2 separate regions of the Homo sapiens genome follow, and region 1 is linked to region 2. A link is a loop called in an ENCODE intact Hi-C map of the cell type or tissue named here. Cell type or tissue: endothelial cell of umbilical vein. All regions are shown on one strand. Links, peaks and the distances in the headings refer to the core of each region. The heading gives the core; the rest is flanking DNA.

The links. Hi-C counts contacts between places; a loop is a spot of excess contacts. Peaks named below come from ENCODE experiments on the same cell type or tissue, not always from the same donor. Only the 100,000 strongest peaks of a DNase experiment are listed, where the experiment ranks them.
Region 1: a loop joins it to region 2, with 8 times the contacts of the local background. A loop is called at or near these places in 4 of 110 quality-filtered maps.

Annotation. Positions count from the first base shown.
Region 1 is chr19:6,158,438-6,173,921 of GRCh38, forward strand. It overlaps ACSBG2 (acyl-CoA synthetase bubblegum family member 2), which reads left to right. Exons shown (of 15, transcript NM_030924.5): 6 at 2,778-2,858; 7 at 7,429-7,578. All of the region lies in intron 2 of LOC105372255 (a long non-coding RNA gene), which reads right to left. Among named protein-coding and RNA genes, the nearest start is that of ACSBG2, 31 kb to the left of the region's middle. RefSeq lists a silencer at 3,048-3,107. In endothelial cell of umbilical vein, for the core only: a CTCF peak has its summit at 7,717 (motif pointing right); a DNase peak (open chromatin) is centred at 7,724; H3K27me3 peaks cover 271 bases.
Region 2 is chr19:6,215,322-6,223,321 of GRCh38, forward strand. It overlaps MLLT1 (MLLT1 super elongation complex subunit), which reads right to left. Exons shown (of 12, transcript NM_005934.4): 6 at 6,800-7,363; 7 at 2,633-2,720; 8 at 1,084-1,192. Among named protein-coding and RNA genes, the nearest start is that of MLLT1, 61 kb to the right of the region's middle. RefSeq lists an enhancer at 1,421-2,335. In endothelial cell of umbilical vein, for the core only: a CTCF peak has its summit at 3,356 (motif pointing right); DNase peaks (open chromatin) are centred at 3,360, 3,990 and 4,560; H3K27ac peaks cover 1,969 bases.

The DNA.
Region 1 (15,484 bases), core at 3,919-11,918, 53 kb before region 2:
ACGTTTTTTTTTTTTTTTCATTGTAGTGTCTTTGTATGGCTATTGTCGAAACTTTAAATTTCCTACATGTTTGAATGAGCTGCAGTTTGCTGTATCAGCTTTTGGCAGGAGGGTCCTGGAGAGGAGGGGAGTCCCTGGGAGGGGTGAGCCTAGATGGCTAGGTTCATTTCAGCTCAAGGACCACTGTGACTGTTTCTTGAATACATGATTTCATGACTCTGAGTCACTCATTTCTTCACTTTTTCACATCTCTGGAGTCGAGATGTGTCTTTTCATTGATGGCATTCTCTGATCACTACTGGCCATATGTTTTCTCACATTTTATTCTCTCCGAAATTTGGGTACAGTTTCCAGATTCAATGAAATCCTAGCTAGACTCAGTGAAATACAACACTTTCTCCTGCCTGGCTTCCTTTGACTCCTAATTCCTGACTTGGTTCAGGAAGGACAGACCTCCACCTCTGGCCTAGAGCTTTTAAAAATTCTTTTCTTTTTTCTTTTTCTTTTCTTTTCTTTTTTTGTTTGTTTTTTTCTTTTTTTGAGACTGTCTCACTTTGTCGTCCAGTCTGGAGAGCAGTGGCGCCATCTTGGCTCACTGCAACCTCCACCTCCCAGGTTCAAGTGATTCTCATGCTTCAGTCTCCCAAGTAGCTGGGACTACAGGTGCACACCACCACACCGGGCTAATTTTTGCATTTTTTGTCAAGACTGGATTTCGCCATGTTAGCCAGACTGCTCTTGAACTCCTGGCCTCAAGTGATCCAATGGCCTTGGCCTCCCAAAGTGCTGGGATTACAGGCATGAACCACTGCTCACAAAATTACTTTCTTAAGTGATGCATCGGTGGTTCCCAAAACTCATGTCATACCTGTTTGTCCTCTTCCTAGCAGAACACACTATGGGGTGGGTGCTGGTGGGTGGGTGGGGTCCTTCTTCCAGCTGGGAATGCTGGCTTAATTTGAGTTTTCCATAACTGGAAAATGCCACATACACAACCTTCCCCTCTACACCCACCTGGCTGCTGTGGATTTCTGTCCTGGTTCTAGCAGGTCCAGCATTAAGTGAATAAAGCAATATCTGAATTATTTCTGACTCCTAGTTTCATTGAAGGTGAAGTCTGTGGAGGATTTATTGTTCCAGTTGCTAGGTCTAGAAGATTCAAAACCAGGTTCCTGACATGCTTCTCCCAAATTGGATGCCCAGCTCCACTTGGAGATCTTTATTTGGGGGAGTAATCACAGATCCTCCTCTGCTTATAATCCTCTAATTCTCTAGCGGTTTTCTGTTGGAGTTAAATAAACTCCAAACTCCTCATCTTTGCCTCCAAGGCTCCGCTGATCTGGGCCTCACCATTCTTTCATGCCCCCTCCCCTATCATACTCTCTTGGGTCCCCACTCTGGCCATCCTGGACTTTTTGTATCCCTCAGACATCCCAAGCTGTTGCCTGCCCCAGGCTCCTTGAATGTCTGTTTCTTCTTCTCTCTGGAAAACTCCTGTCCAGCTGCTATACGGGCTTCTGCCATCTTTTCTCTCCAATGCATGCCAGAGGCGTGGTTATGATTAGCAAAATGGATGTTGCAAGTAACTTTTTCATTGGATTGGCTAGAAGTGTCATAGAGAGACCCCATCCCGCTTTCTTTGGCATGAACAGAGTATAAAAATCTCGCAGGGGCCGGGCGTGGTGGCTCATGCCTGTAATCCCAGCACTTTGGGAGGCTGAGGTGGGCGGATCACGAGGTCAGGAGATCGAGACCATCCTGGCTAACACAGTGAAACCCCATCTCTACTAAAACTACAAAAAATTAGCCAAGCATGGTGGCGGGCGCCTGTAGTCCCAGCTACTCGGGAGGCTGAGGCAGGAGAATGGCATGAACCCAGGAGGCGGAGCTTGGAGTGAGCTGAGATAGCGCCACTGCACTCTAGCCTAGGTGACTGAGTGAGACTCCGTCTCAAAAAAAAAAAAAAAGAAAGAAAGAAAAGAAAAAAGAATCCCGCAGGTCACCTGAACCTTACCGTGCTAGGTATGGGTAGAGGGCTCTGCACTTGTCCAGGTTCCAGCCAACTTCATGAAGGATTTTTATTGCCTGACTCCGAGTAAAAGGTTAGCTAAATCTGGGCTGCAAGGTGCAAAGTCCTGGAAAAGGAAGAGCCATGAGGGACTTCTTTTAGCTCATCAACCAAGATCCACAATTCTGTGTAGCATAATTTGGTCAGAGATGTGTTGTCTCGGGCAGACTATTGTCATCCTCTACCGACACTGTTGGAAGCTACTGATATGGACTACAAAGAATCCAGGAGTCCTGAAACCAAGTCATTTGGAGTCAGTCAAGACCAATAGCAGCATTTTATAGTGTGGGCAGGGGAAGAAAAGAGGCTGGAGGCTGGGCACAGTGGCTCACGCCTGTAATCCCAGCACTTTGGGAGGCCGAGGCGGGGGGATCACCTGGGGTCAGGAGTTCGAGACCAGCCTGGCCAATACGGTGAAACCCCGGCTCTACTAAAAATACAAAAATTAGCTGGGCATGGTGGCACATGCCTGCAATCCCAGATACTCAGGAGGCTGAGGTGGGAGAATGGCTTCAACCCGGGAGGCGGAGGTTGCAGTGAGCCGAGATTGGGCCAATGCACTCCAGCCTGGGCGACAGAGCAAGACTGTGTCTCAAAAAAAAAAAAAGAGGCTAGAGTTGCTGGAGAGAGCTTACTTAGGACATCTAACCCAGCTTTAGTCTTTCCCAGGGCTGGGTTGCCATGAAGCCCACAGGGAACTTTCTTTCAGATTCCACAGAGCAGCCTAGAGCCCCTAAAAGCGATCATCCAGTACAGACTGCCAATGAAGAAGAACAACAACTTGTACTCTGTAAGTGTGGGAGGTGGGCACTGGGGAAAGGGGAGGGCGGGGCCTTGCAAGAAAAGTGGGCGTGGCCTAAGTGGAAGGTGAGCAGAGGGAGGAGGTCGGACCTGGCAAGGGTGGGAACTCTCAAAGGAAGTAGGTGGGGACTCTCAAAGGAAGTGAAAGGTGAGGAAAGGAAGTGGGTGGGGCCTTGTGAGGAAAGTGGGTGTGACCTTTCAAAGGACGTGAAATGTGAGCAGAGGGAGGGGGTGTGACCTTACAAGGGAAGTGGGTGTGGCCTTTCAAAGAAAGTGGGAGGTAAGCAGAGATGGAATGGGGCCTCACAAATGTGGTAGGTGGGGGTTTGCAAAGGGATGTGGGTGGGGCTTCATAAATGTAGTGGGTGGGGCTTTGCAAAGGGAAGTGGATGTGGCCTTTGCAAAGGGAAATGGGAGGTGAGCAATGCGTGGGGGCCTAGCAAAAGGACGTAGGCGGGACCTTTGGGACGCATTTTTCCCTTCTGGCATGAAGGGACTGATTAATGAACAGTGTCTGTTCTGGCTAATTACTGCTGGGCAACAAATCACCACCAAAACTGGTGGCTAAAAAAAATCAGTCATTTTGTTATTAATTTTTTCCCAAGAACATTAAGATAATTAAACAATATACTAAAAAGTTGAAAATTATGTTAAAACTAACAACATTAAGTTTAAATATTTTATTTATACCCAAGCCAAAATTTGTTATAACAATGACTAAGACAACCAATTAGAATTGCAGACTTCTCAGGAGATCGAGACCATCCTGGTCAACATGGTGAAACACCGTCTCTACTAAAAATACAAAAATTAGCTGGGCATGGTGGTACGTGCCTGTAGTCCCAGCTACTCAGGAGGTTGAGGCAGGAGAATCGCTTGAACCCGGGAGGCGGAGGTTCCAGTGAGCCGAGATCACACCACTGCACTCCAGCCTGGCAACAGAGTGAGACTCTGTCTCAAAAAAAAAAAAAAAAAAAGGCCGGGCGCCAGTGGCTCACACCTGTAATCCCAGCACTTTGGGAGGCCGAGGCAGGCGGATCACGAGGTCAGAAGATCGAGACCATCCTGGCTAACACGGTGAAACCCCGTCTCTATTGAAAATACAAAAAAATTATCCAGGCGTGGTGGTGGGCGCCTGTAGTCCCAGCTACTCGGGAGGCTGAGACAGGAGAATGGCGTGAACCCAGGAGGCGGAGCTTGCAGTGAGCTGAGATCGCGCCACTGCACTCCAGCCTGGGCAACAGAGCAAGACTCCGTCTCAAAAAAAAAAAAAAAAAAAAAATTACAAACTTTTTAGAGGTTCAAAGTGACCACTACAGCAACAGTCTTAAGTCTCGGATAACTTAAAAGACTACTTTGTTAGCAATAACACTTACAGCAGGGTTTCTCAACCTCCTTGCTGTTGACATTTGGGGCAGGTAATTCTCTAAGGAGCTGTCCGACGCCCTGTAGGATGTTGAGCTGCATTGCTGGCCTCCACTCACTGGATGCCAGGAATATATCCCCTGCCTCCCACTTGAAACAACCAAAAGTGTCTCCAGACACTGCCTAATATACCCTGGTGGGGGGAGGGTGGGCGGTGGTGGAGTAGTATCACCCCTGGTTGAAGACGCTAATTTATAGGGGAGAGTCACATAGAAGGGCATCTACTCCTCTGCAAGGGAGAGTAGAACCTACCATTTTAAGATTCTGTTTAGGCTGGGCACAGTAGCTCATGCCTGTAATTGGGAGGCTGAGGTGGACAAATAACCTGAGGTCAAGAGTTCGAGACTAGCCTGGCCAACATGGAGAAACCCTGTCTCTACTAAAAATACAAATAATAATAATAATAATAATAATAATAATAATAATAATAATAATCGCCCAAGCACAGTGGCTCACACCTGTAATCCCAGCACTTTGGGAGGCTGAGGCGGGCAGATCATGAGGTCAGGAGGTACAGACCATCCTGGCCAACATGGTGAAACCCCGTCTCTACTAAAAAATACAAAAAATTAGCTGGGCATGGTGGCATGCGCCTGTAGTCCCAGCTGCTCAGGAGGCTGAGGCAGGGGAATCACTTGAACCCGGGAAGCGGAGGTTGCAGTGAGCCGAGATAGTGCCACTGCACTCAAGCCTGGCGAAAGAGCGAGACTCCATCTAAAAAAAAAAAGGCTGGGTGTGGTGGCTCATGCCTGTAATCCCAGCACTTTGGGAAGCCGAGGTGGGTGGATAACCTGAGGTCAGGAGTTCGAGACCATCCTGACCAATATGGTGAAACCCCACCTCTACTAAAAATACAAAAATTAGCCGGGCGTGGTGGCACGCACCTGTAGTCTCAGCTACTCAGGAGGCTGAGAGAGGAGAATCACTTGATCCCAAGAGGCAGAGGTTGCAGTGAGCCAAGAGCAGTGAGCGGAGATCACGCCACTGCACTCCAGCCTGGGCGACAGAGCAAGACTCTGTCTCCAAATAAACAAATAAATAAAATAAAATACAAAAAAAAAAAAAAAAAACAGCCAGGCGTGGTGGTGCATGCCTGTCCAAGCTACTCGGGAGGCTAAAGAGGATCACTTGAACCTGGGAGGTGGAGGTTGCAGTGAGCTGAGATCACGCCATTGCACTCCAGCCTGGGTGACAGAGCAAGACTCTTGTCTCAAAAGAAAAAAGAAAGAAAGAAAGAAAAAGATTTAGTTTAGGACCCAGAAATGAGCAAAAACGAATGAGACTGAGAAAGTGGACTGTGACATTTGGGAAGGAAAATGGCCGAGTAAGACAATGAACTGTGCCAGTTGTGATGCTTGGCATCTGTGTGCCCAACAGACTGAGGACCAACCCAGATCTCCAAGACAGGGGATTGGATTGGACCAGCATGGGTCTGGTGCCCATCCCAATCCAGTCATTTGTGGCTGTGGAAGCCGGGGGTCTTCTACCGGCCTTTGAAGGAACACCCTTTGTAGGGAGACCTAGGGGCATCTCTGAGAAAGGACAGGTTCCCCCAGAGGGCTTGTGTGTGCTCTTCCTCTCACCCTTGCCCTACCTTGTTACAGATTATCTGGGCAAAGGGCTTTGCCTGCTCAGATGAAGCCAGCATCACCCTGGGCAGGTTTCAGGCAACACTGGCCATCTGTAGAGGACTTTGAGGGGCCTTTTTTTTTTTTTTTTGAGATGGAGTTTCACTCTGTTGCCCAGGCTGGAGTGCAGTGGCGTGATCTTGGCTCACTGCAATCTCCACCTCCCCATTTCAAGCGATTCTCCTGCCTCAGCATCCTGAGGAGCTGGGATTACAGGCGCCTGCCACCACACCCGGCTAATTTTTGTATTTTTAGTAGAGATGGGGTTTCACCATGCTGGCCATGTTGGTCTTGAACTCCTGACCTCGTGATCCGCCCACCTCAGCCTCCCAGTGCTGGGATTACAGGTGTGAGCCACCGTGCCTGGCCGAGGGGCCTCCATCTTTAAGTCAGCGCATCACCCTCATCCAGTGCTTTGTTGGGGGTTCAATGGTAGAATTTCTGCAGATCCCATGTGATGCTCAGTCGATACAACCCAAGAGTTCACTTTGCGGCACCGAATTCTGTCATAGTTAAGAGCACAGGCTCTGGAGTCAGACCTTGGGTTTGAATGCTAGCTCCTCTCTTCACTTGCCTTAAGTAATCTGCCTTGGGCAAGTAATCTACCACCCCTGAGCCTCAGCTTCTTCACCTGCCAGAGTGAGGCAATGCATCAATTATCAATAAGGATGCCTTTGGTCGTAAGTGACAAAAGTCTGACCCCAAATGGCTTAAGCAACAAACAAACAAAAAGATAATCTGTTGGACCATGCAACTACAGTTCAGGGCGTGGATTTCAGGCATGGCTGGAACCAGGGGCTCAAAGAATGTGCCCAGGCTCTATTTTCCTTTCTCTATTTCTTGGCTCCGCTCCAGCCTTGCTTTCTCACATAGTCCTGAGATGGTTCAGCAGCTCCTAGAGCTACATCTTGACTCATTCACATACACAGTCTGTGTCTCAGAATTCCCAGGTAAAGTCTTCATCTTCATTATGATTGGACCACTTGAGGTCACATGTCCAGACTTGATCCAATCACCATAACCCAGGCTGATAGAACAGTTTGAGCCAATTAGGGTTGACTTCCAGATCTGTGGGTGAAGTCAGCCCCATCCAATTGGTGACTAAGAAGTAGAGTGGGGAGTGGAATTTGGGAAGGCAGCGAACAAATAATACCTAACTCCGTAGAACACTTACCACCTGCCAACTACTATTCTGAGCACTTTGCATATATTAACTCTCTTACTGCTTAGAACAACCCAAGGAGTTGCGTCCTGACATCATTCCCATTTTACAAATGAGGAAACTGAGGCACAGGGAGCTTAAGTGGCTTGGTGACGCTGCGAGGAAGTGGCAGAACTGGAAGCAGAGATCTTGGGACTTTTGTAAGAGGTGCCAGGACTGGCACATCCTAAGCCCTTCCACCTGCTGAGGATCATTCTTTAGGAAAAGCTGATAGGACGAGGTCTGGCTGGGTGAGAGGACTCCCGACTGCCTTCTCATCCTCCGCTTGTCTTTTCTGTCCACAGTGGGATGATTTCATGGAACTTGGCAGAAGTATCCCTGACACCCAACTGGAGCAGGTCATCGAGAGCCAGAAGGCGAATCAATGCGCAGTGCTCATCTACACTTCAGGGACCACAGGCATACCCAAGGGAGTGATGCTCAGTCATGACAACGTACGCCAAAGTCCCTTTGCTCTGGAGTGGTGGCCTTTGGGCTGTTTCTCTTGTTGGCTTCCAGGGGCAGGGTGGCATTCCAGGGTCTAGTACGCAGTGTGGCTCCTTCACCATTGGGGGTTAGAGAGTAGCGTAGTTGCTTCACTAGGGGGCAGCAGAGTGCAGTGATTGAGATCAAGGAATGCTGGCCATGTCAAAAGCAGAAAAATGTCTGGCAGGGTATGCACCCAGCAGACAATGATTCCTCTGTGTGAGTCAGGAAGGTTGTGTGTGTGTGTGTGTGTGTGTGTGTGTGTGTGTGTGTGTGTGTGTGTGTTTTGAGATGGGGTCTCCCTCTGTCGCCCAGGCTGGAGTGCAGTGGCGCAATCTTGGCTCACTGCAACCTCTGCCTCCGTTCAAGTGATTTTCCTGCCTCAGCCTCCCAGGTAGCTGGGATTACAGGCACCCGCCACCATGCCTGGCTAATTTTTGTATGTTTATTAGAGACAGGGTTTCACCAAGTTGGCCAGGCTGGTCTTGAACTCCTGACCTCAGGTGATCCACCGCCTTGGCCTCCCAAAGTGCTGGGATTACAGGCATGAGCCACCACGCCCAGCCTACTTTATTTTTCAGTTGTGTGTGTGTTTTGTTTTGTTTTGCTTTTTGAGACCGAGTCTGGCTCTGTGCCCCAGGCTGGAGTACAGTGGCACTCCACTCACTGCAACCACTGCCTCCTGGGTTCAAGCAATTCTCGTGCCTCAGCCTCCTGAGTATCTGGGACTACAAGCCAGTGCCACCACATCCAACTAATTTTTTGTATTTTGGGTAGAGATGGAGTTTCACCACGTTGACCAGGCTGGTCTCAAACTCCTGACCTCAAGTGATCTGCCTGCCTCGGCCTCCCAAAGTGTTGGGATTACAGGCGTGAGCCACAGCACCTGGTCTGTTTTTACACTGTTTTTAGAGATGGGTTCTTACCATGTTGCCCAGGCTGGAGTGCAGTGACTACTCACAGGCACAATCATCATGCACTTAAGCTTCAGACTCAACAGGCTCAAGTGATCCTTCTGCCTCAGCCTCCCAAGTAGCTGGGTCTACAGGTGCATGCAATCACACCTGGCCTGCTGGTTTTTAAATGAAGAATTTCTATAAAAGCATTCTTATAAATGCTTCCCTGCCCCCCCTCAGCCTAGGGTAATAGTTACCAGCACACACTGGTGTCTGACCACCTCAGTGTTGGAATCCTGGCTTTGCTACTTGTAAGTAACCATGTAAGCTGGTGTGACATTGGTCATATGACATCACCAAACTGTGTGTCAGTTTGCCCAACTGTAAAATGGGGAGAGTAGAGGGCCCAATTCTGGCAGAGGGCCTGGCCCATGGAAGGTCAGCAATGGAAGATTGCAAAAGTCAGCCTCCACTCCCTTAATACACTGTCTCAGCTAGTGCTGTATAGCAAGGTGTGGAGCTAGGATCATCCCCCTGGGTCTGGAGGTCCCGATCCTAGATCCACACCCTGGAAATCTTCTCTGAATTTCTCATTTTAACATGAATCCAAATCTTTTGCCAACACTGTCTCCTTCAGCAGAACTCCTTTCCTCCTCCTGCATCTTAGCTCAAGGCCTCTTAGAAGTTTTCTGATTTTTCTACAACTATGGTTTTTACTCTCCCACACTGTCTGTCTGAGCAATATCACGGGCCCAGGACTAAGGTCTATATGTAAATTAAAACTTGGCTTCCTGTAAAATTTGATGCATAAATATATTTTGCTATAACAACAAGGAAAGCAGGCTTCAAGTTTGGCAATAAATCACGGGAGTACAAATTAAAAGTTCAGACATTACAGAAGCCCTTGGACTCAATTGTATGATGCATGATAGAGAAAAATTATTTTTGGCCCAGTCTCCATCATCGCTCCCCTGGACCTGTGTGGTTGCTTCCACCCCATCCGGTTACCCGCCTCCCACCCAACTCCCACCCTCACCCCCACCCCCAGTCTATCCTCTCTACAGCCACCAGAGAGTGCCTGTGAGCACCTGAGTCAAGTCCCAATCCTCCTCTGTCTGCAGCCCTCCATGGCTCCCACTTCCCTCCAGGTAAAAGCCCAAGTCTCCTGAGGCCCACAAGGCACTGCAAGCCTAGCCCCATCTCCCTTCTCCTCTCCTCTCCTCCCTCTCTCCCCCTTGCTCACTCTGTTCTAGCCACATGGTCCTCCTTGCTGTTCCTCCAACACACCAGACACGTCCTGCCTCTTGGTCTTTGCATGAGCTCCGTGGGAAGTATTTTTCCACACAGCTTGTTCCCTCCCCTCCTTCGGGTGGGTCTCTGCTCAGTGTCACTTCCTCAGTGAAGCCCTCCCTAACTTCCATGTTTGAAATAGCAAACAATAAACCACCCCATTACTACCTAATTCCCATTTGGCTACTTTTTTTCTTCCTTAGAAAATTTTGACACTGTCATATTATATGCTCATTTGTTTATCAGGAACATCAGCTCCTTGAGGTCAGGGGTTTTCTGTCTTATTCACTACTGTAACTGCAGTGCCTGATGAGCAGGAGGACTCAATCCACTTTTGGGAAATGAATGAATGAGGGAAATCTGATTAAACAGGATATTCCCCTCTATGCTGGCTAGTATTTATGCTCCTAGTGGCTGCATGTGTGGTAAGACATTCTCCTAGCACAGGCATTATGAGCATAGATCCTGGAGCAAGACTGCCCACTTTTTAAAGGGGCTGGTTTTTTTCTTATTAAGTTCCTTATAGATTCTGAATATTAGTCCTTTTTTATTTTTATTTTTTTTGAAACAGAGTCTTGCTCTGTCATCCAGGCTGGAGTACAGTGACACTATCGCGGCACACTGCAATGTCCACCTCCCAGGTTTAAACAATTCTCCTGCCTCAGCCTCCCAAGCAGCTGGGATTACAGGCACCCACCACCACACCTGGCTAATTTTTGTATTTTTAGAAGAGGTGGGGCTTCGCTATGTTGGGCAGGCTGGTCTCGAACTCCTGACTTCAAGTGATCCACCCACCTCAGCCTCCCAAAGTGTTGGAATTACAGGCGTGAGCCATGGCGCCTGGCCAATATTAGTCCTTTAATTGATGCACAGTTGCAAATATTTTCTCCTATTCTGTAGGTTGTCTTTACTCTGTTAATTGTTTCTTTTGCTGTGCAGAAGCTCTTAAGTCCCAATTGTCCATGTTTGGTTTTGTTGTATTTGTTTTTGTGGTCTTAGTCATAAATTCTCTGCCTAGCCCAATGTCCAGAAGAATTTTTCCTAGGTTTTCTTCTAGTTTCTTCATTCTTCTGCACATGGCTAGCCAGTTTTCCCAGCACCACTTAGTGAATAGGATGTCCTTCCCCATTGTTTATTTTTGTTGACTTTGTCAAAAATCAGTTGGTTGTGTGTGGCTTAATTTTTGAGTTCTCTATTCTGTTCCATTGATCTCTGTGCCTATTTTTGTACCAGTACCATGCTGTTTTAGTTACTATAGCCTTGTAGTATAATTTGAAGTCAGATAATGTGATGCCTCTAGCTGTGTTCTTTTTGCTTAGGATTGCTCTATTTGGGCTTTCTGGTTCCATATAAATTTTAGAATTGTTTTATATAATTATGTGAAAAATCATATTGGTAATTTGATAGGAATTGTGATGAATCTGTAGATTGCTTTGGGCAGTATGGTCATGTTAACAATGTTGATTCTTCCTGTCAATGAGCATGGAATGCTTTTCCATTTGTGTCATCTGTGATTTCTTTCATCAATGTTTTGAAAAGTTATTCTCGTAGAAGTCTTTCATCTCCTTGGTTAAATGTGTCTGTGGGTATTTTATTTTTTGTGTAGCTACTGTAAATGGGATTGAATTCTTGATTTGGTTTTCAACTTTAAGAATATTGGTATATAGAAATGCTACTGATTTTTGTACATTGATTTTGTATCCTGAAACTTTATTGAAGTCATTTATCTAGGAGTGTTTTGGAGGAATCTTTAGGGTTTTCTAGATGTAGAATCATATCATTGGTGAACAGAGATAATTTGACTTCCTCTGTTCCTATTTTCCTATTCATACATCTTTTATTTCTTGCTTGTGCCTGATTGCTCTGGCTAGGACTTCTAGTACTATGTTGAATAGCAGTGGTGAAAGTGGATATCCTTGTCTTGTTTCAGTTCTTAGAGGGAATGCTTCCAACTTTTCCCCTTCAGTATGATGTTTGCTGCAGGTTTGTCATAGACAGCTCTTATTATTTTGGGGTATATTCCTTGATGCCTAGTTTGTTGAGGGTTCTTATCATAAAGAATGTTGGATTTTGTCAAATGCTTTTTCTGCAGCCATTGAGATGATCATATGGCTTTTGATTTTAATTCTGTGTATGTGATGAATCACATTTATTGATTTGTGTATGTTGAACCATCCTTGCATCCCAGGAATAAAGCCCACTTAAAAAGTATCTTTATTTTCATTTGTTTCAAAGATTGTTTTTATTGCTTCTTTAATTTGTTTACCCAAAAGTCATTAAGGAGCAAGTTGCTTAGTTTCCATGTATTTGTGTGGTTTTGAGGGTTCCTCTTGGTATTGATTTCTAATTGTATTCCACTGTGGTCTGAGAAGATGCTTGGTATGATTTTGATTTTTTTAAATTTATTAAGACTTTCATTGTGGCCTAGCATGTGGTTAATCTTAGAGAACGTTCCATGTGCAGATGAGAAAAATGTATATTCAGAGGCCACTGGGTAGAGTATTCTGAAGATGTCTATTAGGTCCATTTGGTCAACTGTCCAATTTAGTCTAGTATTTCTTTATTTTCTGCCTCAATGTTCTGTCTGTCAGTGGGGTGTTGAAGTCCCTCACAATTATTGTATGGCTATCTCTTAAGTCTAGTAGTACTTGTCTTATAAATCTGGGGGCTCTGATGTTGGGAGGGTGGTTAGATCTTCTGGTTGAATTTAACCCTTTATCATTATATAATGCCTTTCTTTGTCTTTTTTTTTTTCTTAACTGTCATTAGTTTACAATCTGTTTTATTGGATAAAACAGTAGCACCCTCTCATCTTATTTGTTTTCTGTTTGCATGATAGATCTTTCTCCATCCCTTTACTTTGAGCCTCTGAGTGTCATTACATGTGAGATGGGTCTCTTGAAGGCAGCAGCAGGTTGGGTCTTATTTATTATTATTTTTTATCAAATTTGTCACTCTATGTCTTTTAAGTGCTGTATTTAGGATGTTTATGTTCAAGGTTAATATTGATATGTGAGGTTTTGTTCCTGTCATGTGTTTTTGCTTTGTATTCTTGATTGTTTAGTTGCTTTATAGGGTCTGTGGGCTTTGTGCTTACATGTACTTTTATGGTAGCAAGTATTGTTCTTTTGTTCTCATGTTTAGAACTCCTTTGGGCATTTCTTTTCGGGCTGATCTAGTGATGACAAATTCCTTTACATTTGCTTATCTGAGAAATATTTTATTTCCCATTTATGAAACTTAGTTTAGTGGGATATAAAATTATTGGCTGGCATTTATTTTTCTTTAAGAAGGCTAAAAATGGGCCCTCAATCTCTTCTGGCTTGTGAGGTTTCTGCTAAGAAATCCACTGTACGTCTGATGGAATTTCCTTTATATGTAATTTGGCCCTTTTCTCTAGATGCCTTTAAGATTTATTTTTTTTCTACATTGACCTTGGTCTGATGACTATATGCCTCGGGGGTGGCCATATTGTGTAGCATCTCACAGGAGTTCTCTGGATTTCTCATATCTAGATGTTGACCTCTCTGGCAAGATTAGGTAAATTTTCCTGTATTACTCCCTCAAATATGTTTTCCAAGTTGCTTAATTTTTCTTCTTTTCTCTCAGGAATGCATTTAAGTCACAGGTTTGGTTGCTTTACATAATCCCACATTTCTCAAATACTTTGGGTTTTTTATTTCTTTTTTCTTTACTTTTGTCTGAGTTGTTTGAAAGACCATTCTTCAAGCTCTGAAATTCTTTCTTCTGCTTGGTCTAGTCTAACTATATTTTTAAATTTCTATAGTGAAATTTTCAATTCCAGAAGTTCAATTTGGTTTTTTCTTAATATATCTATGTTGTATTTCATATATTGAAGTGTTCTTCTAGTTTCCTTATATTGGTTTCCAACTTTCTCTTGGATCTCATTAAGTTTCCTTCCAATTCATATTTTGAATTCTTTATATGTCATTTCAAACATTTCAGTCTGATGAGGACCCATTGCTAGAGAACTGGTGAGATTCTTTGGAGGTGTTGAAACACTCTGGCTTTTTCTACTGCCAGATTTCTTGCACTGATTCCTTCTTATCTGAGGGAGCTGTCACTTCTTGTTTTTGAATCTTCTATTGTTTGGATGGGGCTTTTGTATTTTTTAATTCTAGTTTCCCTTGAGGGTATGGCTGTGGTGTATGTTGTGTGTGATTGTATGGCCTTGCTTCTGAGTGCTTTTGGGGGCCAAAGGTCTGTATGGGTTCCACGGTTGTGGACAGCTTCTGTGCAGTGGCTAAGGTCTGTACGGGTTCCATGGTTGTGGACAGCTTCTGTGCAGTGGCTAAGGTCTGTATGGGTTCCATGGTTGTGGACAGCTTCTATGCAGTGGCTTTCTCAGATGCTGCTTGTTGTAATGATGTAATGGACATAACAGCCAACACTATCTCCTGCAGGACTGAGGGTGTGGAGGTCTCAGGAGGCTTATCTCATGCACTGTCAATAAACCCTTCCAGTAGCAAGATTTTTGTTTGGTGGTGCAGTGCAGGATGCAGTCCAGTAGATCGCACTTAAAAGTTAGAACCAGCAGGTAGGCTGGTGCCAAGTAGGCATGCATACCCTGATGGAGGTAGCAGGAAGAGATCATGATGGGGTGCACTGAGGTCTCAGGGGTAGGGGCAGGGAATGCACCAGCTCCTTGTCCTCAGCCAGCAGGAATGCAGTCCGCTTCTCTATCACACCCCTGTCATGGGGCTCACAATCTTCTGTTTATAAAGGCTTCATCCTTTAGTTCCTGGCAGCAGTGTGGGGTGGGAGGGCAGGTGGGAAATGACCCCTTCTCCATGTCTTTTCCCAGGCATGGGTGCTGCCCACTCCAGTGGTTTGTGCCACACCCACATTTCCTTTGTCCCAAGGGGGGCTTTGGTGGGCTGCATTCTCCTCCTCCTTTAGGGGTTACCCATGCCAAGGGTTAGATCTTCAGGGATCCTGCGGCCCCCCAGAGGCTCACTGGTCCCTTGTGCTTGCCAAAGTCACAGCGCGTTGTGGGGTATGTTTGTGGGGAATCTGGTGGTGCAGTGGGTCAAGGGCAGAGAATCCCCAGGCAGGGCAGTGGCACCACAGGTGCACAACCAGTGTGGTGCCTGCTGTCTCAGTTCAGGTCTGAGGGGAGTGTGGGCATGCCTGTGTGAACTGACCACCTGGTTCTCTGTCCCTGGGAAGTTCTCTAATCAGCACCGATGGTGTTGGCCTGGGTTGCAAGGGCAGAGGAGCTCCCTGAGAGTTTAGTGACCAGGATATTGTCAAAGGCGAGTGGGAAGCAAAGAAGCACTCCCACCTATCCTTTCCATGGGGCTCTGAGTTCCTCAGGAGCTGATCTTTGACAGGCCCTTGCAGCTTTCCTTTCCTACGCCGCAGCTTCTTCCTGTGGGCACTCCAAGAGGTCCTGCCTCTCCTTCCTCCATTTTCAGTTCAAAACTTATCCATTTACCAGTAATTTTGATCTTCTTCCTGAAAACTGACATCTGATGTCCGTTGTCAGCCATCACGTATCAATACACTGTTAGCAAGTGGCAGATTCTCATTCATATCCTTCTGGTTCCAAACCACAAGGCTTTCCACAATAGGGAAGATGACACTTGTCAGCCACGCTGAGCCCAAGCCACAGGGCTCTGGGCAGGGTCATGCTGTCTGTGGGTAGCTTACAGGACCAACATGAGGA
Region 2 (8,000 bases), core at 1-8,000:
CTCTTGGCGCAAGCAGAATCCACCCTGAATGTCACCGAACGAGGCGGGAGCCTGCTTCCAGGTCCTGTCCCAGGGACGCCACAGCCCTCCTCGTGTCTAGAGTCTAAGTCCCTGTCGGAGTCGTGGGCCCGGACCTCCCACCAGCGGCTCCCCCGCAGTGAGCCACTGCTCCTGCTCTGTCTGCGGTGGGTGGGAATCCCGCCATGTGCCTGCTGGCCTGGCGCGCTGCACACGGGGAACCAAGCAGAACCTGCTGCCCAGCTTGCGTGAAGGTGGCTTTAGTGAACAACACACCTGCAGGCGTCTGTGAGGCTCCCATGCACCTTGCTGGGTGCAGGGTGATAACCAGCCCTGTCTCCAGTAGGAGCCACTGAGGCCTGGAGGCCTCAGCCTCACGGGAGGAGGGGCTGACTGCCGGCTCTGCTACAGCTTTGGAAAAGCCTGGACCCCCGCCCGCTGAAGCCTGTGTGCCCGGGGCCAAGGCCAGCACGTTCTCCACTGTCGCTGGGTTGGAGGCCGAGCGCATGGAGCTCTCCCAGGTGGGGTCACGCCAAGGGTCCTGCATATCCCAAGGATGTGCCTCGGCACCCCTGTGCCTCCTGGGGAAAAGGCCACAGGCAGCCAAAGCTGCTCCCACACTGGGTGTCCGCTGCCCCAGGACGGGCTCTCCATGGATCCTCGCCCCATGTAAGGCAGGTGGGAAAGGACTGGGAGTCTCCTGGCCCAAGAGCAGAGAAACAGGCCTGCTCCCCTCCCCCCACCTCCAGCCTGGGCTCCCTCCTGCACCCCTCCCTGCCAGATAGCCCACACCTGCCAGTGACCACGAGGAGGGATGCCACCCAAGGCCCCAGATGGGGGCAGCCCTTGAGGCCCTCAGCCTCAGGGACCAGGAGAGGACACACAGCCCCAGGCCCACCCCAAGGCCCAGGCTGGACTGGGGCCACCTGGGGATGGATCCCTGCTTTGGCCCTCCCAGGGGACCCTCCAGTCCCAACCCCACCTGCAGCCCCACAATCACTGCAGACCCAGCCGGAGTCGCCCCGGGTGGCCGCCTCCGCCCCCTGGCTCCCACCGGGCCGTCACCTGGAGTCCCTCCCCGGGTTGGTCTTGCCGGCAGCCTCCTCGCCTGACGAAGAGTCGTCCTCGTCGGACTCCTCGGACTGCAGGTCCTCCACCATGGAGCGCAGGGGTCCTGGGGAGGCGGGGCAGGGAGGGAGGGGAGACAAGGGCAGGGCTCCACTGAGCCTCCAGGGCCCCTCGCCCATGAGGCCACGCAGAGCTTCTTGACACTGGTGACCCCCAAATGCACACGCCCGTCCACCTGGGGGTCCCTGTGCCCATCTCTAAGAACTGCCCCCACACCGGCAGCCACCCGCTTCCCCTAGAACGCCCTGGCTCCCCCACCCCTCCCTACCTTCCTGGCCCTGCTCGCAGGCCTCAGGGGACTGGCCGGCAGTGGGCGCGCAGGGCCCCTCCATTGCTGCAGCCGGAGGAGAACCCCTCCTCTGCTCGGGGCACAGAGATCAGAAGCTCTGCCGAGAGCCCAGGGAGGGCGAGGGAGCCACAGCCTGGCTGGGAAGCTGGGCCTGGGGTCACAGATCTCTCTTCCTGCACCCTACGCCGGCCTGCCCACCCCCTCGGTAATCCCCTCTGCTGCTCCCAGTCCACCGTCCTCCCCTTTCTCCAGAGGCACACGGTTCCAGTCCCCTACAGACGGCATCTTGGTTTATATTCCTGTTACCAAGGCAACAGAGGGACACAAAGCCCTCAATTACCTTAGTCACATGATCCCGCTTCAGTAGGTCCCCCTCCCTTCCCGGCAGATAAGAACACTTGGAGCGAGTGTAGGCTTCAAGGGCCCCATCCCCCAGCCCCCTCGGCAACTGCACGGCTGAATTCCAGGCCAGACTCCCTCCACAACCCCGCACACTCCTCTCCCCCAGCCCCCCTGCAAAGGATTCCAGGCCAAGGGGGAAGGAGGCTCTTGTTCCAATCCAGGAGTGGAAACGCTTTTTGCCTGGGAGTGGGTGCTGGGGTCTGGACTGGGGCCGGGGGCTCAGGGCAGCTCTCCCACTGTGTCCTGCAGGCTGCCTGGTCCCCAGGGCCCTCCCCACTCTGGGGCAGGCTGGTGCAGCCAATGGGCCTATGTCCTTTCCCCAAAAAGCCGCCCCTACTCAGGGTGGCCTGCCTGGAGAGGGAGAGGGCACTCCAAACACTCCGGCAGCAGGAGACCCCGGCCGTCCACAGGCAGCCAGTGCCTCGCTGGCCCTGGGGAGCGGGTGGGATGGGCGGAGGAGGTGACGCCGTCCGTCCATGGTCCCCAGCAGCACAGGGAGAGTTCTGGCCATGGGCAGGGCCCTCACCAGAAGCCCCTCACCAGCCTGGCTCCAGGCACGGGGTGCATGCCAACAGCCACCACAAGGAACAGTGCCCCCGGGCCTGACTGGAGGTCTGGTGACTTGTTCCTGCTTTGCTTTTAAATATAGACTCCCCCAGGCCACCAAAACCCTCCATGTACAGATCTGCAGGGCCCAGCCTGTGCAGGCAGTGGACGCTGAGGAATGCCCATGTGGCCTGAGCTCCAGGCCCTCCCCGGCCCCATCCGTGCCCCCCAGCTGCTCTCCATACACACCTTGGCTGTGGTTCTGGGATGGCTCGAAGTCTGAGTCTGAGCTGGAGTCTGAGCTGGAGCTGGAGTTGGACGGGCTTGACTGGGCAGACTTCACCCAATGGTGGGATGGGCAGGGAGGGGAGAAAGGGAGAGCTGTCACCTTTCAGCAGAGACAAAGGGGGCCCCCTGGCAGCAGCTACGCTGAGTGGGTCTCCCCCAGACACCCCTAGGGTCCCAAGGGTACCCACGTGTGCCGCTGAGAACCCACTAAGGAGCCAGCGGCCAGGCCATGCGCAGCCTATAGCCTCCCGTGCCAGCCCTAGGACACCCGTGGATGTCTGGGTTTCCGGTAGCGCCAGGAGACCGTGTGGACCACGTGGGCTCTCCTGTCTACCCAGGCAGGTGCACAGGGTACTGGGAGGGAGGCTGGGGCAGGGGCTTGAAGTCCCACAGGTGGGTGGGCCTTGCCTTCGTCCAAGAGGGCAGGCATTGACTGGTGTCGCAAAAATGTCTGGAACAGGAAAGCTGGGTGTGGACACTTCTTGTTCTGACCCAGTGCTGTCCGGGGCTCAGGGGTGGCAGAGAGCTCTGTATCCCCACCCATTCGCTGCTCCTACCGCCAGCTGCCCAAGACACTGAAGAGCGTGCGTGCACAGGGGACAGAAGCCATGGGCAAGCCCGGCCCCACCCGCCTCCTCCTCCTGCAGCTGTCCTTCCAGGCTCAGCCACCAGGGGGCAGTAAAAGCCACAACAAGGACACAAGGGGTGGGATGCCAGGACAGAGGGTGACAGTGCAGGGCAGGCGTGTATGGGGCAGAGGCGTAGCTCCTGGGTGGACGGGAGGCAGGCACTGCAGACACCTGCACGGGGAGGGGCCCATTGTTCTGGGCCCACATTTCTGCCAATGAGCTCATCCCAAGGGGTGTGCCAGAGGACATGGCGGGCCCAGGGCAGCCCCCTCACCTTGGGGGCCCGTCTGGTGGAACTAGGTGGCTTGAGCCCCTCAGACCAGTCCCCTCCAGGGTCCTCCCTCCATCAGGAGGAGGCAGCTGGTCTGCTGGATTCTGGCAGGGGCCGCTGCAGCCGCCAGCCATGCAAGGGAAGCCGTGAACGGAGTACTGAGCTGGTGGGACTCAGGACCTTGAGTGCCTGGGAGCCCCCGGCCCCTCCCCTAGCATGTGGAGGAGACAGCCTCCACCCTGCAGAAGGGTCCCCACGAAAGCCCAAGGCCTCCCCAAGCAGCAGGTCCAGACTCACCCGTGCCTGAGAGGGAAGAGGGACTTCCCAAGGGTTTACTGCAGCCCAACCCAGCCCCCTCCTGCCCCTCAAACCAGCCCCTGCCAGCGCCCCTTCCCACCAACACATGGCGCTCCCTGATGAATCATCACTGGGAAAGCCTGCCGTGGTGCCCATCAGTCACTGCCCACTCAGGCTACCTGAGTCCCGGACACATACCCCAGAGCGTCCAGGACCCCTGGCTGGGCCTGCCTGGAGCTGGGTGATGCACAGCCTGGACTTCTGTTCTTGGGGGCCAGGGGTGAGTAAGAGGTGACCGAGAGATGGCCTATTTAACCCCAGCCTTCTAACCAGCAGGCCTTGCTACTCAGAACAAGGCCGTCCTATGTCAGCCTCAGTTTTCCCAGCACCGCCAGCTGCCTGCACACCGAGGCCAAGGCTAGTCCTCCCTTGACCTCCGGATGGAATCCCTGGGGCAGAGGGGTGGGCACCAACCTGGAGGGAGGTGGACTGGAGAAGTATCCAAGGTCCTGGCCCCATATCCCATGCACTTTCTCACTAAAGGTGGAGAGGGGGCAGTTCAGGCGGCCAAAGGAGGCTGCACAAGGTCAGCAGGGATGGAAGCAGAGAGGATGCTGAGCCCCGAGAGGCCCCCAAGCCTGTCCTGGCGCCGTGCCAGACAGAGGAAAGCCAGTCAGGCACACGCATCCCCTTTCCTTCCGCCCAAATCCAAGGGGCAGGGAGGAAAAGAATCCGGAAATGGTCTCAGCCAGAAGAGCCCTAAGGTGGTGTGATCAGAAGGGCCACCGGAGCACGCCCGGGGCTCAGAGGGAGGGCGGAGCAGACTGGGTCCACGACTGACTCCAGATCCCCAAGGGCCAGGGAGACCCCAAGGCAGCAGCTGGAGGACGTGGGAGCTCGGCTCGGGGACTCGGCCCAAAGAGTGGCCCTACGAGGGTGGGCGTGGGCCAGACCCCAGCTGGTGCAGATTCTTCCGATGGCCGGTTCTGGTAGCACAGCCACACACAGCCTCTGGGGAGGAGCAGCCCAAGACGGCCAAGGGGAAGCCAAGGGGCCAGTGGTCTGGAAGGCCGATGTGCTTCTTCACCATAGCAGCCTGGGCTTCGGTGAAGCCCCCGGGGGAAGAGGCGTCAGGGACTCTGTGCTGTTGGGGCCTGGGTCTCACTCCCGCACAGACCTCGGGGCGCTAAGCCGCATTGCTCAAAAGCCTCTCAGCACGCGGGGCGCTCTTCTTCGGCCAGGAGGAAGTCCCAAAGCCTCCTCCAGCAACTCCAGCCTCAAGGCCACCCAGCCACTCTAAGCAGCGGCGTCCGAGGTGGCAGGAAGCTCCCCACAAAATATTCCAGCTGTTTCACAACACTGGTGGCGGGAGCCAGGAGCCAACTCACTCACTGCCGGGGGCCAGGCCGGGTGAGCAGAGCGGAGTGGAGCGGGCCGTGGAGCTGCCTTGCCGCTGCCCAGCGTGCTGCACACCCAGCCCCAGGTACCAGAAGACCTCGCCTGGAGATGCCTGGCCTGGGACTGCATGTCACTCAGTACCTATCCCCAACCCTGGGGTAGAAGGGAGGGGACAAGCGCCTGCCCAGGGCTGTGGTTGCTGCACAGGCAGAGAAGGGGTCAGGCTCGGTGCCCAGCAGGCACCGCCAGGCCCTCCCACAGCTGGGAGGGCTACTGAGATGGGCCGGGACTTCTGGAAGGTGGCACCGGCCCCCCCACCGCCTCAGGGTCATAGCAGATGGTGCCGTCTTCAGCCACTGCCAAGCCATGGGAGCACCGGGCACTCAGCCTTGCCAGCCCATGTGTCTATGAGCCAGGATGCACTGTTACCCAGAGGCTGGACCGTCACCCCCAGCCAGCCCCACCACCTCCATGAGGGCCCTGGGGGCAATGAGCGCTGCCCACATAACCCCCTCGGGCTTTGTGGCTGGGACCTGCATTCAAAGCCCCAGCGGCTTTTCAAAGCCTCAGCAACCCAGAGGCAAAGCTTCCTTGAGGGCAAGCCGGACCCACAAAAGGCCCCTGAGGGCTGGGGCTGGCAACAGAGGTAAATGGCCCAACCCTCATCCATCCATTCATTCATTTTTACCGGGCCCAGTGTCTGTTGTCTAAATGCCAAGTGCCAGATAATAGCGCTGGAAGACACCACCGCCGTCCCAGGCCCCAAACAGGGTCTGGCCACAAGACCATGAGGTGGCTACCAGCTCTTGCGGCTCAAGTCATGTCTGATGCAGTCCTCTGAGAATGTCCGGACGCTGTGCTGTGGGACAAGCCAGCAGCCTCTCATGGTGACAAGGCCGGTCCCTGACAGGGGTCCTCGTTCCAAGCTCAGACACTGGTGGGGCCAGATGTGAGTATCCCCAAGTCACAGCTGTGTGCGATGGGTGTGGGCAGGAGGGATGCTCTTGACCCCACCAGCCACCTAAATAGGGAGCCGGGCACGGACCTGTTGCTCCTCATGGCTAGGGGCTGTCTGAAGCCCTCATCATTAACCTCCAGACAAGGGTGAGTCTCCCAGATGCCCTATTGGCAGAGCTCCAGGCCGGGCTGACCACGCCATGGTCAGAGCAACCATGAGACACGCTTGCCCACTGGCACCAGAGCGGCCAAGACCCGGGCCCATGCAGGGGGCTGCTGGAGGAGGGGAGCTCAGAACCTCAGGACCACACCATCATGCTTTACCAGAGCCACCCACAAATGCCACCGAGGAGGCGAGGAGGGACTCCTCACGAGGCAGACTTTATCACCTGACAGACAGGGAAACCGAAGCCTAGTGAGGCGTGGAGGCCCCAGGTTACAAGAAGCCAGTGGGAGGAGCAGCTGGTGAGACCTGAGGTCCTGGCTCAGATCCCACCTCCTTCCGCTGTTCCAGAAGGGAGGCGGGTCCCACCACACTGCCTGCACCTGGCTGCCCTGCCCCCAGCACTCACTCACCTCGGACTTGAAGGAGGCCTCGTCCTCTGAGTTGGACTCCTCCACCTCCAGGGCCTTTTTGGCCTCCCGGGGCTCACTCTCGGCCTTCACCTTCTCCCCTCTGGTGCTGCTCTTGTCCTTGGCCGGCTTCTTGTCCGAGAAGGAGGAGGAGGAGGAGGTGCGGGGCGAGGTGCCTGGAGCACTCCGGGACCCCTTCGAGCTGCTCTTCTTCTGCTTCTTGGCGCTGGGCTTTGGCGAGTCGGCGGTGGCCGGCCGCTTGCTGGAAGCCCGGGGTGGGGGTGGGGGTGGGGGTGGGGGCCCACCCTTGGGGGACGTGCTTTCCAGCTTGGTCTCTTTCAGGGCCATCTTGGGTTCCTTGAAGGCAGCCTTGGGCGGTGGCGCCTTCTCCTCCTTGGGCAGCCGGCCCTCGCCCAGCTTCCGCGAGGTGTCCTTGGAGCTTTTGGCCTGCTCACGCTCCAGCTCCTTGGAGGAGCTCTTGCTCTCGGAGTCTTTGCGGGGCCGCTCCCGGTGCTCCTTGGTCACCTTGTGTGGCTTGGAGGTCTTGCTGCTCTCCTTGTTGGCGTCCTGCAAGGCCAAGAGCAGGGAGGGCAAGGGGAGAGACAAGGTCACGTGGCATTGCGGGGCGCCCTGCTCCGCCACCCCTGACCCCTACAAAGCATAATCCACCTGATTCAGCCTCAGCTAGAGAAACTCTTCCATAAAGCAAAAAGGTAAGGCAGTAGGTGAGAGTTTTACATGGAGCTGTCCCTTTAAACTACTAGGAAGTGTCAGCTGGTCCCCGGCAGCTGCAGGCTAAGATTCCCCTCAGAATTGAACTGACATTCCCTGAGGGATTCAAGAAGAGCACAGGGTGAGTCAGGCAGAGCATGGCCACTTCGCCCGCACCCGCCCGCCCTAACACCTCACAGCTGGGCCTGGGCAAGTCAGAGGCTGCGCTGGCACTGCGGGGTGCTGGCGGGCACTGGACGCAGCCCTGCCCCTCATCTCAGCCTCCTTCGCCCAGCACTCATGCTACGTGCGGGAAGCTCAGTGCTTCCTGCTCGGTCACTCACGGGCTTCCTTTCTGAGCCCCGTCGGCCCCTCTCCCCAGGACTCCACACCCCCAGGGTCCAGCCAGCTCAGGCCTGGCTTCGGGAAGCCAACTGCTGAGCGCCCACTGGGTCCCTGGGTCCCAGGTACCGCACGGAGCAAACAGCTCCCG